Regions from separate parts of the Homo sapiens genome. Here region 2 is linked to region 1. Evidence: read pairs that join two places in POLR2A ChIA-PET (ENCODE). Cell type or tissue: A673. All regions are shown on one strand. Each heading gives the region's core, and the rest is flanking DNA. Links, peaks and the distances in the headings are about the cores only. Region 1 overlaps AGFG2 (ArfGAP with FG repeats 2). Region 2 has its middle 28 kb from the start of PVRIG.

What was found. Peaks named below come from ENCODE experiments on the same cell type or tissue, not always from the same donor. Only the 100,000 strongest peaks of a DNase experiment are listed, where the experiment ranks them.
Region 2: POLR2A ChIA-PET joins it to region 1 with 9 read pairs; 2 of 35 experiments call an interaction of 5 or more read pairs at or near these places.

What each region holds. Positions count from the first base shown.
Region 1 is chr7:100,541,410-100,545,795 of GRCh38, reverse strand. The region is part of intron 1 of AGFG2 (ArfGAP with FG repeats 2); the gene reads right to left. It overlaps LOC124901708 (a long non-coding RNA gene), which reads left to right. Exons shown (of 2, transcript XR_007060453.1): 2 at 2,164-2,329. Among named protein-coding and RNA genes, the nearest start is that of AGFG2, 4.4 kb to the right of the region's middle. RefSeq lists a silencer at 3,589-3,678. In A673, for the core only: no CTCF peak of the experiment used is centred there; no DNase peak of the experiment used is centred there; H3K27ac peaks cover 41 bases.
Region 2 is chr7:100,245,802-100,250,187 of GRCh38, reverse strand. It overlaps the pseudogene CASTOR3P. Among named protein-coding and RNA genes, the nearest start is that of PVRIG, 28 kb to the right of the region's middle. RefSeq lists enhancers at 1,030-1,826, 2,625-3,422. In A673, for the core only: no CTCF peak of the experiment used is centred there; a DNase peak (open chromatin) is centred at 2,727.

The DNA.
Region 1 (4,386 bases), core at 314-4,313:
ACACACCAGGGTCATGCAGCGGACCAGATGTGAGTCACTGGCCTGGAATTAAACAGGCCCAGCTCTCCCACTTGCACCCAGCTCCCCAACATAACTCTCAGGTTCCTCCCAAAAGAGGTAATCACAGCAAATTCATTCTGGTATTTCTAACCAGGAAGTGCTGGGGAGGAACAGAGATCAATTTATTTTCTCAGAATAGAGTAAGTTTTTCCAATGGAAAGTACATTATTACTAGGACTCAAGCCTCCAGCCAGTCAGGTTGTCTTTATCCACTTCAGTTTCTTTTTCACAGGGCACCTAAAGGGCATATGAAGTATTCTGAATTATTTGGCAGCTGAAGCCACTTGTATGTGTAGCTGCTAACAACTGCCCAGTCCTCTCTCTTTCCCTCCCTCCCGTCTCCTCTCTGATTCCATTAGGCATAGTACTATTTCCACAAATACCACACCTTTTGTTTTTCTGTGATCATCACCCTCATGCTGGCCCATATTTTTGCTTCTATCTTGCTTCATAAAAGCATCAAACCTGCTCAGCTGCTCAGATAAGAAAGTTCTGCCAGGTCAACAATGGAAAAAAACCAGTTCCACCCAGCACCCAAGTTCTTTTTCATTTGTGCCAAATTTGGACTTGGGAAATCCTTGCCTTTGAACAATTGTGTTCAGATTCATACACCCCAGATCGTGTTTCTTTGCTCTGGGATTTCACTCCTCTGCTTCTGAACAGGATACAACTAAACCAGTTTAGCTCTTATCTTGGATGCAAACATCACCATGAAGAGTCCCTGTTAGGAACTTTTAATAGTCCCTAAGAGGAAGGCTCTCCTATTACCCTGCTCCAGGGTCAATTTCACTAATTTTAGGAACCCTCTTCCTGATCTAAATTCTGCTTCAACCCATTTCCTTTGTTCCTCCTCAGCAGCAATGATAAACAGCTGTCCTGTTGATTAGAGCCAGGTAGACTCCTGATAGCATCCAGCCGCCCTTCCCTTTAGGCTCAACCTCAATCTTTTTTACATGTCTCCCTCTGCCCTCACCTCTCTCATCCCCACCCCCCCGCCCACCACCCCACGTCGAGCTTTTTCTCATCCCTTTAGTAATTTATCACTTCCTTCGGGGCTTTTCAAGTGGTTCATGCACCCCTTATGAAACAGCACCTACATCTGTAATTTAGTGAGAGACTCTGTCCACCTCTGCCCAGCAGAGGTCAACATGAAAGGTGACAGAGGAGGGGATGGAGGGATGGGACTAAAACAGGGGCAAGGTACATGTGTACCTCTCCAACCCAGACAGATGGAAAAGTACTGAATTATTGAAGAACATACTGTACCTTTCCTCCCATGGAGATTAAAATGCTTCAACTAAGAACCACCAGCAAGCCCGACAGGGAAAGTAAGGCACAAGGAGGGCAGGAACTTGTCACAAATAAAGAGCTGTCAAGTGCATTCTTGACACCCAGCCCAGAGCTCTGCCCACCTTAATTCTGACTCCTGTGATCACAGTAAAGTTGGGCAGAAATAGAAGAGATAAGTGTCTATTACAAACACCTGAAGAACGATGGATTGAAGATGGACCCAAACAGCCACATCAAGGAAATATGTCATACTTTGCTGAAAAAACTGGGTGTCAAAGTTAGCGTCCATCCTTGTGTCAATGAGATCTCAGGCCTCAACATCCATTTTCTTTCTGAGGAACAGTGGTTCATTCACAGACGCATTCAGGCAAACCAGAACAAGAAAGAACATTTAAAGCACTGCTTTGCAAATAGATGCTTTTTAGCAGCAATTTTTACCACGTCTTAAGATTCAAATGACAGATTCATCCTCCAAGAATTAGAAATGTAACTAAACAAACAAGCATATGTGTATGTTGGGGAAATTAAACAGATCCACATCTAGGTTAAGGAAATTAGGTACTGGAAGAAAACCAAATGAATAAAACTAGGTCAGGTGTGGGACCTACAATTGTGGCAGTATGTATGTAAATTTAGGAACAGCAGAAACTAGCAGCCTTTCTCTCAACCCCTCACACCAACGCTGTAGGTTTTTGCTACAGCTGAGAAAATATTTCTCATTAAAAAAGAGAGAACAAGAATGAGTTCATACATGCAGGGATGCAGGCAGAGTCATACCCACCCACCAATATTAAAATGTGTGTTTTTCTTCAGATCTTAGGAAATTCAACTTTGGCTGGAACCATCAACTTTGCTACATCGGCCAATCCAACCAGCTGGGAATTCTAGTAATTTTGCTCACTGCCCCCAGACGACTCTATCCCCTTATGAAGGAGACATATTTGTAACCCACTGAACAGAAAACTGGCCTTTAAAATAATGTCATCCTGCTGTCTCCTTTCTGTGGCTACGGTGCTAATGTGGTATTTCAATTTCTTCCCTCAATATCCTCTTCATTTTAACAAAGAATATTTCTTCTCGAGGCCAGGCACAGTGGCTCACGCCTGTAATCCCAGCACTTTGGGAGGCCAAGGCAGGTGGATCACCTGAGGTCAGGAGTTTGAGACCAGCCTGGCCAACATGGTGAAACCCCGTCTCTACTAAAAATACAAAAATTAGCTGGGCGTGGTGGTGTGCACATGTAATCCCAGCTACCTGGGGAGGCTGAGGCAGGAGAATCGCTTGAAACCAGGAGGTGGAGGTTGCAGTGAGCCAAGATCGGACCACTGCACTCCAGCCTGGGCGACAGAGCGAGACTCCATCTCAAAAAAAAAAATTAATAATAATATTTCTTCTCTTTGCATCATACCTCAGTTTGGTATCACTCTAACCCACAGAGCTTCATTTTACTTCATAGCTTTTAGCAATACAGAACGATTTCTTTATAGTCCATGGCTTCCACTAGGATGTCAGCTCCGTGAAAATGGGAACTTATCACTACTGTATCTCCAGTACCTAAAACAGTGTCTGGCGCTTGATAGGCACTGAATAAGTTCGTGTTGACTGACCGAATGAATAAACATGCAGGCTGTCAGCCGACCACAATTTTCACTTCCCACCAACACCAAACCCTAATCTACAGGTAATCAATCATGGGGATTTAAGATGCTAATTGGTCTCCGTGCCACCATGGAGCCATGCCTCCAGAAATAAGCATCCCCTGCCTCACATTCTGCCTTACAGCCCACCTGCCAGCTCCCACTCCTTCCCACAGCATATCAAAGGGACACAGGTAATACTGTGTTAAGACCCCTTTACAAGGATTATATGCCTTGCCCTTGTCATGCTAATTATAGGGAAACTCCAGCTTTCTTGCAGAGTTTCTCCTGAAATTTCTCACTCTCAACATACCTTCAATTCAGCTTCATTTACTGGCCTAACCTCTTGATCTTTCATTTCACTCTCATTTCCTACTAACAAAGGGTTGGTCTAGCTTCTCATTTCCCAAACACCAAAATATGCTCTCTAAATCCTCCTCTGTGAGAATCACTCCCTGGTTTAGTCTCATAATGCTTTACCAAAAAGCTAAGCAGGCTGGGTGCCGTGGCTCACGCCTGTAATCCCAGCACTTTGGGAGGCGAGGCGGGCGGATCACTTGAGATCAGGAGTTCGAGACCAGCCTGACCAACATGGCAAAACCCCGTCTCTACTAAAAATACAAACATTAGCCAGATGTGGTAGCGCGTGCCTGTAGTCTCAGCTACTCAGGAGGCTGAGGCAAGAGAATTGCTTAAACCCAGGAGGCAGGGGTTGCAATGAGCCGAGATCGCGCCATTGCACTCCAGCCTAAGCAACAGAGTGAGACTCCATCTCAAAAAAAGAAAAAAGAAACCAGGTTTTTAACGTGTCCCAGATACCTTAGCTTTCTTTGTGTCCTGATTGAGGGGTATTATAAGGGAAATGTTATCTGTGGGACACTTTAACAAAGATCTACAAAATAATGATAACAATGTCAGCACTTCCCAGTTACTCAATTTTATCCATCAGTTTCATCCTTCTGCTTCTCATAGCAGGATCTTCAGGAATCAGCTCTTTCTCTTTCTACTTTACCCTATACATACTCCTTTTTTTTTTTTTTTTGTGAGACAGAGTCTCGCTCTGCGACCCAGACTGGAGAGTGCAGTGGTGCGATCTCGGCTCATTGCAACCTCCACCTCTTGGGTTCAAGCAATTCTCTTGCCTCAGCCTCCTAAGTAGCTGGGATTACAGGCACCTGCCACCATGCCTGGCTAATTTTTGTATTTTTAGTAAGAGATGAGATTTCGCCATGTTGGCCAGGCTGGTCTCGAAACTCCTGACCTCAAGTGATCTGCTCACCTTGGCCTCCTATACATACTGAGCCACCGAGCCCGACCCCTATACATACTCCTAAACGTTGCTCAATCTCTCCCCAGAGTTCTTCACCCACTCTCGAGTCTCTATCCTCTTGCTTCATTT
Region 2 (4,386 bases), core at 291-4,290, 300 kb after region 1:
AGATGGCGCCACTGCACTCCAGCCTGGGCGACAGAGCGAGACTCCATCTTAAAAAAAATTAAATAAATAAATAAATAAATAAACATGTTTTGACTAGGTGCAGTGGCTTATACCTGCAATCCCAGCAATTTGGAAGTCCGAGGCAGGAAGATCTCTTGAGCCAGGAGTTCAAGACCAGCTTGTGCAACATAGTGAGACCCTGTCTCTACAAAAAATAAAAAATTAGGCTGGGTGCGGTGGCTCACACCCATAATCCTAGCACTTTGGGAGGCCAAGGCGGGTGGATTGCTTGAGGTCAGGAGTTTGAGACCAGCCTGGCCAACGTGGTGAAATCCCGTCTCTACTAAAAGTACAAAAATTAGCCAGGCATGGTGGTGAGTGCTTGTAATCCCAGCTACTCGGGAGGCTGAGGCAGGAGAATCACTTGAATGCGGGAGGCAGAGGTTGTGGGGAGCTGAGATCGTGCCACCGTACTCCAGCCTGGGTGACAGAGTGAGACCCAGTCTCAGAAATAAATAATAAAATAAGAAATTAGTTGAGTGTGGTGTCACGCACCTATAGTCCCAGCTACTCGGGCAGGAGGATCACGTAAGCCCAGGAGTTAGAGGCTGCAGTGAACTGTGATTGGTGCCGTTGCATTCCAGCCTGGGTGACAGAGCACGAACCTGTCTGGGAAAAAAAAAAAAAAAGGAAAAGAAAATCCCCATGCACCTAACCACCAGCCACACTATAGTTGGGTGAGCTGGAAGGTGTGAGCATCTGTAGGTCCTCAGCCCATGAAGATGCCCTGCCTGCCTGGTGGTGGGAGACACAGTGGCCTTTATCACATTCTCCATAATTGGATATGAGGGAAGCATGGGACCGTGACCCCTGGAGGGACTGCAGGGATTGCCCACGCCAGTCATCTCACTGTACAGCTGGAGAAACTGAAGCCAGGACAAGGAGTGGGCCAAGGTTCCATAGTGAGCAGGGGATGCTCTGTCTGCCTGGTGCACAACCCTCCTGTCCAGCTCCCAGTGCCCCCACCCACCCCACCCCAGGCCAGGAGCGGCCTCTGGCACCCAAGACAGGTGCAGAGTCAATCAGCAAATACTACAAGCCTCGCCCAGAACTGGGAGCTGGGGTAGCAGTGACAAAGCCTCCTTGGTCTCTGCCCACTCAGCAGCCCAGGCCAGGGTGGAGTTGGTAAACTTCAGCAGTGATCTAATGGCCAGACACCTCCCTAAGTAGGCACTGACGGTTGGAGGGGAGGTGTGGGTAGTGTTGAGGAGGGGACGTAGTGGAGCATGGTTCGTGAAGGTGTCCACCCTGAGACCTGAAGGCTGGGGAGTGGAATGAGGGTCCCGGGGGAGGATACGGCACACTAACGAACGAGGAGGCGCCCAGCAGTGGCCCCATGGGGGCTGGACAGAAACAGCCCAAGTCACGGAGCTGGAAGCCATCCTGGGGCCCTTGGTGTTATCATGGAGACAGTGGGAGCCACGGGAGGTGCTTGACCCAAGGAGCGAGGTCATCACATTTGTGCTTTGAGAAGTGCCTTTGCCTGTACTGTACAGCGTGGATGGACAGGGTCTCAGGAGACCCAGGAAGAGGCTTGTGAGATGACAGCAGGGATGAAAAAGGCTGGATTTGAGGTCCCCAAGGGGTCAGTCAAAGAGGGCTTGGTGAATCGAGTGGCACACAGCAGGTGGACACCAGGAAGAGTCTGGGTGGGGGTCAGGGGGATGGGTCACTGCTGGAGGTGAAAGGTCTTCCCAGTTCTGGTCCTGGCTCGTGCAAGGTGTGACCTCTGGCAGATCCCGTCCCTTCTCTGATCCTGGGTTTTTGTTTAAAGATGATCTATTCCATGCTAAAATTCTTTCCCCTTAAGATGCTAATCAAGGGACTATAGGTCCCTGTATGGTGGCTCAATCCTGTAATCCTAACCCTTCGGGAGGCAAAGGTGGGAGGATGGCTTGAGGCCAGGAATTCAAGACCAGCCTCAGCAACATAGTTAGACCCTGTCTCTACACGAAAAGATTTTTTTTTAAGACAGAGTCTCGCTGTGTCACCCAGGCTGGAGTGCAGTGGCATGATCTCAGCTCACTGCAACCTCTGCCTCCTGGGGTCAAGCGATTCTCCTGCTTCAGTCTCCGGAGTAGCTGAGATTACAGGCACCTGCCACCACGCCCAGCTAATTTTGGTATTTTTAGTAGAGACAGGGTTTCACCATGTTGCCCAGGCTGGTCTCGAACTCCTGGTCTCAAGTGATCCACCCGCCTCTGCCTCCCAAAGTGCTGGGATTGCAGGTGTGAGCCACCATGCCTGGCACCCCCCTTTCTTATTTGCTGGTGAACTGGTGGTAAACTGTGCCACAGATTTAAAAAAAAAAAAAACACTTGTAATTCTCTTTTCTCTGCTACTTTAGCTGGTTCATAAATCAGACATCTCAGAAAAGGTTTTGCCAGGCAAGTTTACCTGGAAGTGTCTCTCCCCTGCTGCACCCTCCTTCCCCCTCTGCCTTGGGGTTTCAGGTCTGTTGCTGGAACAGGGCTCTGGCTGGGCCAGGGCTCCTCGCCCAGGATGCCCAGGGAGAGGCCCCGTGTGAGGGCCTGACTCTGCGGGCTTAGGAATCCCAGAGTAAACAGATCAAGTTACCTGTGTCAGCCGGGCCATCCACAACAGGCAGCAGCAGCAATTGAAGATGGGAGTGTTCTTCTCAGAGATGACTCAGCTACTCAGCTTCTCGGCCCAGATCGGGGACCACCCTGGGCCTCAGCTCTGCCCTGGTGCTTGGCTCCAGGCCAAGGCCGGGGTTGGGTGGTGGGGGGAACAATGGATTTTGAGAGTCAGTGGCTGGTGTGCAATTCTCTTTCACCCCACCAGGCTGAGGGCACATGTCAACAACTCTGGCAGCGTGAGGGGACCAGCTGCGACCTGGGTCATCTGTAAGGTGGTGGCTCAGCCTCTCTAAGCCTCAGTTGCCTCATCTGTCAAATGGGCAGCAACAGCTATGTCAGAGAGTTGATGGGACAAATGAATCAACCGCCCGGGTGTGGTGGTTCATGCCTGTAATCCCAGCATTTTGGGGGGCTGAGGCGGTTGGATCACTTGAGATCAGGAGTTCGAGACCAGCCTGGTTAACATAGTGAAACCCCATCTCTACTAAAAAATACAAAAATTAGCTGGGCATGGTGGCAGGCGCCTGTAATCCCAGCTACTTGGGAGGCGGAGGCAGGAGAATTGCTTGAACCCGGTAGGCAGAGGTTGCGGTGAGCCGAGATTGCGTCACTGCACTCCAGCCTAGGCAACAAAGCAAGACTCCGTCTCCAAGAAAAAAAAAAAAAAGAATCAACCAAGGTGGTTGAAGCCAGGGTGCAGGGAGAGAAGTGCAAGTCTGCAGGGAGAGCCTGGACCATGGTGGTTGGAAGCCCAGGAGTGAGCATCTGGGGAGAGGGTGTAATAGGAGATGAGAGACGACCCCTTGAGAGCTGCCTACGCTGGGGAGGAGAAGAGCAGCCACCACAGGAAGCAGAGGACTGTCAGTGTCCAAGACGTCAGAGGAGACCGTGCGGGAGATTGCAGATTCCAGGGAGGCCTTGGCCAGCCATGTGGGTCCAGGCAACAGGTCATGGGCAGGGAGGCACAAGGGAAGACGTCATCGGGCTGGGCTCAGGGAGGTCACTGATGAACGGAGCGGGATGCCCTGGAGGGCTTGAGGACGTGGCCCAATGGCAGGTGGTCGGGGTAAGGAGGTGGCCTCAGGAGGAGATGGGGATGAAGGAAGACTTTTTTTTTAGGACAGAAGAAACTTGATCCTATTTATTGCTAAGACTAAGAAGCCAAGTATGAAACCGACAGCTCAGGGAGGTGCTTGGGAGAGTCATGAAAGGAGGAAGGAGTTTGCCAGAGTGCTGTTTTCCTGAGGCCAGAGAGAAGGGATCAGATGGGTGGACAGGCCAGACACAGTGGCTGACACAGTGGCTCACATGTAACCCCAGCACTTTGGGAGGCTGAGGCGGGAGGATCACTCGAGGCCAGGAGTTCGAGACCAGTTTGAGCAATATAGTGAGACCCTGTCTTTACAAAAAAATGAAAAAAAAAAAAGGCCGGGCACGGTGGCTCACGCTTGTAATCCCAGCACTTTGGGAGACCGAGGCGGGCGGATCATGAGGTCAGGAGATTGAGACCATCCTGGCTAACACGGTGAAACCCTGTCTCTACTAAAAATACAAAAAAATTAGCCAGGCATGGTGGCAGGCACCTGTAGTCACAGCTACTTGGGAGGCTGAGGCAGGAGAATGGCGTGAACCTGGGAGGCAGAGCTTGCAGTGAGCCGAGATCATGCCACTGCGCTCCAGCCTGGGCAACAGAGCAAGACTGCGTCTCAAAAAAAAAAAAAAATTA